Linked DNA regions of Homo sapiens: all the other regions are linked to region 2. Evidence: read pairs that join two places in POLR2A ChIA-PET (ENCODE). Cell type or tissue: Panc1. All regions are shown on one strand. Region 1 overlaps ZNF407 (zinc finger protein 407). Region 2 overlaps PTGR3 (prostaglandin reductase 3). Region 3 overlaps ZNF407 (zinc finger protein 407).

Evidence for each region. Peaks named below come from ENCODE experiments on the same cell type or tissue, not always from the same donor. Only the 100,000 strongest peaks of a DNase experiment are listed, where the experiment ranks them.
Region 1: POLR2A ChIA-PET joins it to region 2 with 5 read pairs; 2 of 35 experiments call an interaction of 5 or more read pairs at or near these places.
Region 3: POLR2A ChIA-PET joins it to region 2 with 6 read pairs; 6 of 35 experiments call an interaction of 5 or more read pairs at or near these places.

The regions. Positions count from the first base shown.
Region 1 is chr18:75,009,902-75,012,401 of GRCh38, reverse strand. The region is part of intron 8 of ZNF407 (zinc finger protein 407); the gene reads right to left. Among named protein-coding and RNA genes, the nearest start is that of PTGR3, 200 kb to the left of the region's middle. In Panc1, no CTCF peak of the experiment used is centred here; no DNase peak of the experiment used is centred here.
Region 2 is chr18:75,201,710-75,204,209 of GRCh38, reverse strand. PTGR3 (prostaglandin reductase 3) reads left to right here. Exons shown (of 2, transcript NM_175907.6): 2 at 1,870-2,500. Among named protein-coding and RNA genes, the nearest start is that of PTGR3, 6.2 kb to the left of the region's middle. In Panc1, no CTCF peak of the experiment used is centred here; no DNase peak of the experiment used is centred here; H3K27ac peaks cover 345 bases.
Region 3 is chr18:74,953,845-74,956,344 of GRCh38, reverse strand. The region is part of intron 8 of ZNF407 (zinc finger protein 407); the gene reads right to left. Among named protein-coding and RNA genes, the nearest start is that of PTGR3, 250 kb to the left of the region's middle. In Panc1, no CTCF peak of the experiment used is centred here; no DNase peak of the experiment used is centred here.

The DNA.
Region 1 (2,500 bases), 190 kb after region 2:
CTATGTGTACATACACTATGTGTACATACACTATGTGTACATACACTATGTGTACATACACTATGTGTACATACACTATGTGTACATACACTATGTGTACATACACTATGTGTACATACACTATGTGTACATACACTATGTGTATAGCAGGTGGGCTTCAAGCCCTGTGATGTTCATTCAGCTAACTCAAAAAGTGTCGGAAAATGGATTTCAGCACAGGTGCCCAAGGACACCATAAACAGAATGTATTGACGATACATTCTACAATGTGACAGCTCAACTGTCATGTCAAACAGCTGTAACAGAGTGCTAGTGTTACAGGTTTACTTTAATATTTAAATATATCAATAACCAGGTGAAACTTGTTTTTGCAGGTTTAAAAAGAAGAGTTTTAATATGTCACATGATAAATATTTAAACACAAAACAGGAATTTAAATTCTCCTATTCTCAATGACTATGTAAATTTTACTAGGCTATTAAAAAAATCTTCCTAAACACTTGCTAGAAAAAGTCTATTTGTCATTGGGCTAATTTATACTTTCAACAAATTATATTTCTTGGAAGTATTTCAAACAAATATACCAAATTTGCCTCAATAATTTTTCATTTCTCCTTATAAGCCTTTTCAAAGTGGAATTATAATGCGAGTTTAAGATACATTCAATTTATTAAAATGGTACTACTTAAGTAGAGCTTATTTTGACATGATAAGAATACTGAGACCAAAATAAATCCAATATTCATTCTTTTGTTCAACAAAAATTTATTAAATACTGACAAGTGTTTTCTGATTTTGGGAAAAAAACTTAAATGGATGAATATTTTCTTACTACTTACTTTTATCACTGGGATTCTTTGTAAGCAAAGATTTTTTTTATGTGTAATAATATTTAATATAGCATTGTTTGTAGTGGTAATGAGTAAAACCCCAAATGTTCATTTGTAAGAGAATGGCTGAATCAACTAAGGTATGTCTGCTCTATTTTGTTATACAGTTATTCAGATGAAAAATTATATCTGTATCTGTTGATCCGGAGGAAAAAAGCAAACTACAGAATTAAATGTATAGTATTCAAACACCTTCCAAAAAACGTGTAAGGGACACATGCTTTTTATTCGCAGAGAAAGGTAGTCCACAGTGCTATGAGCAGTGATTTGCAGGTATCTGAGGAGGTCTTCAGGTTTTTCTTTATTCGTGTTTGTGTTATTTTACTTGCTAGAAGTCCATTATTACTTTGGTAAATTTAAAATATCGAGTAAGAAAAATGAAAACTAAACACAAGCCAAGAGTAACAAAGAGATTTTATAAATAAGACTCAGCTTTTCAACCCACTAATTCCACACAGGTTTTCCAAGTGCTGTGTTCCCACCACCCTTCCTACTCACTGCCTGACAAAGCACAGGGGATAAAGCACAGTTTTCTTGTGGGCCATTTGGAGATGCCACATCCTCTGTTGTTCTTAAGGAGATCTGACTGTACTTGACAAGGAGCCATTATTTGATAGTATGACAGGGCAGCATTTCATGGACTTAAGTGTTGTTTGCTCTTCAAATATATGCTTTTTCCTTTAGGAAAACATTCATTTACATAGATCCACAAGTAGGAGGCATGTGAAAACCGTTATTAGTCTAACATAAAGGAGAGAGACATATGCACCAAAAAGTACTCCCAAGTTCTCAAGTAAAACAAGACAACGGCAGGAGTTGTTCCTTCTGGTTTCACCATGGCTATATAGTAAAAGTGTCTGGGGCATCCTCACTGCTTTTAAATACAGCTGTGCTCATGCAACTGCTGCTGATTCCAATGTGACTGAAATTTTCAGCATGCCCGATTTACCATATCTGATTGTGTAAGCAGCTGGGATACAAAAAATAACGTGCCTGGCATATGCTTAGCAGTCACAAGGAAGTGGCAGAAAATCAGCCTGTGACCCACTTATTATTTTGGTGACACATGACTGTTGCTGTTTTTGGGAATTTAGTTGTACACATGACCCTGGAGTGAGCTGTCAGTCTCACTGTTCTATTAACAGTTCACACAAATCTCTGCATATCCCATATCACTTGTCTGGACCTCCAAAACATCCCACACTCGACCTGGCCAGTCACAGAGAGCTCTTTGGAAATATACATCTTGGCCTTTCTCTCGGCAAATCTCATGAGATGAAATCTCATGTAGACAGGGGGAAATATGTGGTTGGGAATTCTGGGAAGTCAGATCACGGTTGTCCTTTATTAGCAAACACACGATCAGAAAAGAAATGGACTGGATGACTACTAGCGTGATTTTCAGGACAATGGCTGGCATGAAGGCCTTAAGCAAAACAACAAAATGTGCATAATGTTTTCTTTTCCCACTTTGTGACTTTTAGCATTTCTACACTTTCACACCCTTTCCAATCCAAGATATTTTACTTACTCTGTTTCCTTAAGTCTAGGACAGCACTGCTTGTAAAATGCAATTCTATGTTAAAACAAATAATTGGGATTTCTGATTT
Region 2 (2,500 bases):
AGGTGGGGAGGACTGCCGTCGCAGAGGGGCTGGCCGCCCGGGTGTCCCCCCAAGGCGGGGTCTCCCTGCAGAGGAGCGGCTACTGCCTTTGGGACTGTGGAGACACCAGGGGGACAAACTGGGAGGGATGAAGGGCGTGGGAAGGGTTAATCGTGGGCAAAGGATTGCACAGAACACAACTGGCAGTGGGTCGGCTCCTGTCCCCCCACTTCCAGAGCAAACCCTACCGTCACTTCCACCCCCACGGGCACCTTTCCTGGAGTTTGCTTTACAGCCTAAGGCAGAGGCACTGAGACGGGCTCCAGCTGGCTCTGCCCTGGGCTGCTGCTGTGAAGTCCAGAAGCAAGCTCCCAGGGAAGTGGGCCCTTTTTAAAACGCCAGGCCTTGAGAATTATGTAAATTTAAAGGAAAGATGGCAGGTTCTTTCCCTTCTCTAAAAATAGAATGTAGGAAAAAAAAAATAGAACGTAGGCATCTTGATATTAAATTCCAAATAAGAAACCAGCAAAACTCATCTTCCCCCTTCTCATGATTGTGTATCTTCCACGGGTATGGAATTGTGTGGGGTGTTATTGAGGCTGTGTGGTGTGCTGGCGTCTGAATGCAGCTTGACATAACAGAAAGCAGTTGCTCCCTGCGTTCTTATTTCTACAATATACAGAGACTTTTCTGTCCTGTAGATACATGGGGGATGATCATAAGTGAGCTTTTATAAGCGCAGAGTATTACCTATATCACCGTGAAAGTGTATCGCATACAGGACAGTTTTGGCTTATTAAGTTAAATTAAAAGTGAATTCCTTTTAAATGACCTGCTTAACGGCTTTCCTCCTCCACCAGTTACTATTACCTTTTCATTCTATTACAGGTGGAAATGACATTTTTAGGGTCTTCCATTATGTGTCTAAGCCACCTTCTGACATTCTTAGTAGATGGCTTTTTTCCTCCTATGTATCAGGATATTTTTGTTAGGAGGTATACTGAGATGAAAAAAGCTGGGAAAAATACTGGCCTCGCAATTAAATTGACTCCGGATACCAAGATGAAAATAATCATCTGGTATTAATCAAGTTATGTCTCTGCTTCTTGTTGAGGAAAAATATAGTAACGATTTGCTTTCCTTTTCATTTGAAAAGGACTGTGAAATGTTGAATGTTTCATAAAAATCGCTCTACCCAATTTTTGTTCAATTAATCAAAATGCGTATTTTCACACTGGATGTAGTTACATCAGAAAGAAAATTTGCGACAGCCACTCTAACAGTGCTTCAAACAACCCCTGCAGGAACATGTAGCAACCAGTGACCTTGCACATTCCATCAATCTTTAATAATATCATTGTCATTACTCTTATTATCTTAAGTGTTAAATTGTTGCCAGAATCAATACAAGTCTACTTCTTTGAATATATTTTATCCCAGTGTTGTTTTTAACATCTTTGTTAAGAGGCCAATTAATTTCCAACTCACAGCTCCAGTGAAGTTTATATATAATGAGGATTTCCTGACTCTTTTTCTTTTTTCCTTCTTTTCTTTTTTTTTTTTTTGCTTATTTCTACTTTTGAAAGAAGACAAATAAATGGCATGTGAAAATGTGAAACAAACAACTTGCCATTTAAAATGATATGAAATTATTTCTAAACTGATGAAAGGAAAAAATATGCCAAAAACTGAGACAAAGCACATTGAACTAATACTTGTTTAATTTCTTTTTTTATCTGAGCAGCAGGACTAATTTTCTCAAATTCGATCAGATTGTATAGCTTAGCAACCCCTCCAGGGTCGCCAGAACTAGAGGAATTTCTCTAAGCAGAATCTAAATGCCTAACAAAAAACCCATCGTAACATATTTGTTTGTTTGTTTTCTTTTAGATTTGTTGGTGTTAACGCATCTGACATCAACTATTCAGCAGGCCGCTATGACCCCTCAGTTAAGCCTCCCTTTGACATAGGTTTCGAAGGCATTGGGGAGGTGGTGGCCCTAGGCCTCTCTGCTAGTGCCAGATACACAGTTGGCCAAGCTGTGGCTTACATGGCACCTGGTTCTTTTGCTGAGTACACAGTTGTGCCTGCCAGCATTGCAACTCCAGTGCCCTCAGTGAAACCCGAGTATCTTACCCTGCTGGTAAGTGGCACCACCGCATACATCAGCCTGAAAGAGCTCGGAGGACTGTCGGAAGGGAAAAAAGTTTTGGTGACAGCAGCAGCTGGGGGAACGGGCCAGTTTGCCATGCAGCTTTCAAAGAAGGCAAAGTGCCATGTAATTGGAACCTGCTCTTCTGATGAAAAGTCTGCTTTTCTGAAATCTCTTGGCTGTGATCGTCCTATCAACTATAAAACTGAACCCGTAGGTACCGTCCTTAAGCAGGAGTACCCTGAAGGTGTCGATGTGGTCTATGAATCTGTTGGGGGAGCCATGTTTGACTTGGCTGTAGACGCCCTGGCTACGAAAGGGCGCTTGATAGTAATAGGGTTTATCTCTGGCTACCAAACTCCTACTGGC
Region 3 (2,500 bases), 250 kb after region 2:
GTCAAGAGCAGGGTCTCTGTTGTGGGCACACGTGGGCCACACCGAGGCCAGCAAGGACAGGCTGGTGGATGTCAGGAGGAATGCAAGCAGGACGGAGAGCTGGATGTGATGAGGAAGTGGGGATGTGACACAGACAGGAGGATACTAAAAAGTTATTCAATTTGATAAACAATGAACGTCTATAACTGGATTAAGCTGGAGGCTGGGGATTCATTTTTGACCTGAAGTTTAGGAAAGAAGCAACTTTTCAAGATGAAGTAAAAGGGGTGGATACTTTAAAATAGGAATTTGACTTCTAATGAGGAACTTCAGAAAAAAGAACCAGAAACAAGGCAAGTTACAAGGAAGAATATTTTGGCTCAACCTATAGATGAACTTCCTTAAGTTAGAGCTTTCTGAAGTAGGAATCATGTAATGTACAAAAAAGTATGGTCTTGCCACTGATGGTCTCCTGTGGACTCTGCCAGCACAGACAGACAGGAACACGTGCACCGTGTGTGCAGGGAGAGAGGATGGCTGGCCGAGCCTGATGAAGTCCTTTCCCTGACCTCACAAACATCGGAAGATGTGTCGAGAATGTGCAGATCCAGAAATCTGCTGCTGGTCAGGTCCTGAGACTTGATGTGACTCGGGTACCCACTTAGTTATCACCACCTTGGAAAACAGGGTTACTTGGGGTATTTGGAACATTATTTCATTGAAATTTTTGCCAACAGGACTTAACCTTTTATTTCTCCTTACCCAGTACATCACAATGTAGCTCTTATGAAGAATAATACTTGCTTTGGAGTAAAGACATACTGATTGTGCCAAAGTTAGAAAACTGATTAACCTACAACCAAGGCTAGCCCAGCGCCAGCTCCATATATCAGCTATTTTCCTGATTCATCTCCCTGTTGGCTACTGGCTCATCCTTAAATGCTGATTCTGGGGTTTGCAACTTTTCCTTTGATTTCAGCTATGTCCTCTACCAAATCTAGGTTGAACTCTCTCAATTCCCAGGTCCCTTCTCTACTGGCACCAAATTTACCCCATGCCCCAGAATTAAACTACTCTCTCCAAATACATCAGATTCCTGACCCAGTGGCTCCCCGAGATGTGCCTGTGTAAACACTCTCCTTCAGTTTCTCTCCAGTTCCTCTGGACTTGCGGTCCCCACAACTTCTGCAGCTCAGCCCATCCCTAAACGACCCTAAACGGCCCCTCAGCACTACCCTCAGGGTTCCAAACTCCTAACTGGATTCACTCACTCCTTCCTCTCCCCTCAAACACTGACTTCATGAGATCCACACTTAGGTCCTTATCTCTGGACTATCACTCCTCCAGCATCACTATATCAATAGCATCTGTAGACTGCACGACTGGCTTGTAACATATAACAACACCTTTAGGATTAAACTGAATTACAATGCTTGGGGCTCCATTTAGAGTGGATATATCCAGTGACACCTGTCCTTATTTTCCCTACTGATAATGTCATTTATTTCCTTCGTCAAGTACTGGACTAGAATGGTCACTCGAAAGGATGGCAATGATGGTGTTGATGAAGTTCACTGGTGGCTGGAATGGGCTAAGGTTAGACATTGGATTGGACAATAGTTTAGGAATACCCCTTCCCCTGTGTGTTGCGGTTTCATACACTCATAATCTAAAATGTAAATATAAAAATATGTGGGTTATATAAAAGCAGTGACATCTAATCCAATATAACTTCACTGCTTAGTAACAAATGATAAAATTATGTTATATAATACTTGAAAAAAAATTATGACTAGTTTCATTAACTAAAACATTAATAATTATTGCATGATTATAATGCCAGTCTTTCTTAAAGGACTGATTTCCTAATAAACAACAATGAAAACTTTCATATTATTTTCTCCTTTGCCCAACATTTTTTATTTTATATCCTAAGTGGAAGGAGAGAAGCTTAATATAATATCTGTATTGACATAATCATATAGCTATTTAATCATAGTCATTTATGATATAGATTAAAGATATATATTAACAATAGTATACAAAGAGATCACAGTAACACAAGTATCTATTTTGAAAATAATTACTCAGAAGTAACATTTTGTCTGTTTCTCCCAAGTAACTGTTTCTGGGTAAGTTGGTTTTTGAGATTATCTTAAGTGAGCCAAATGATCAAAAAATGCTTTTCTAATTGGCATTAATATTGAAACTGGCCTCTTTCCCTTTAGAAAGCATTAAATTTTGTTATAAAATATTGAACATATTAATATTGGAAAAGTCAATAGAAATTAAGTCAATTGAGGTACCACAATGACTAAAATATGTGTAAAATACATTTATGTGGGTATGTAAAAGTGTGTGTCCACGTGCACGCACATGCACACACACAAAACATACACTATCCCTTTTTCTCCTTACTTTGAGCCTATCTTTTGTTTTTTCTCGCCTCCCATTAGGGTCTCAACTTTTCTCCCAGAATAAAGCAGCCCAGCCACAGTTCCCTAATGGACCAGATTCCTGC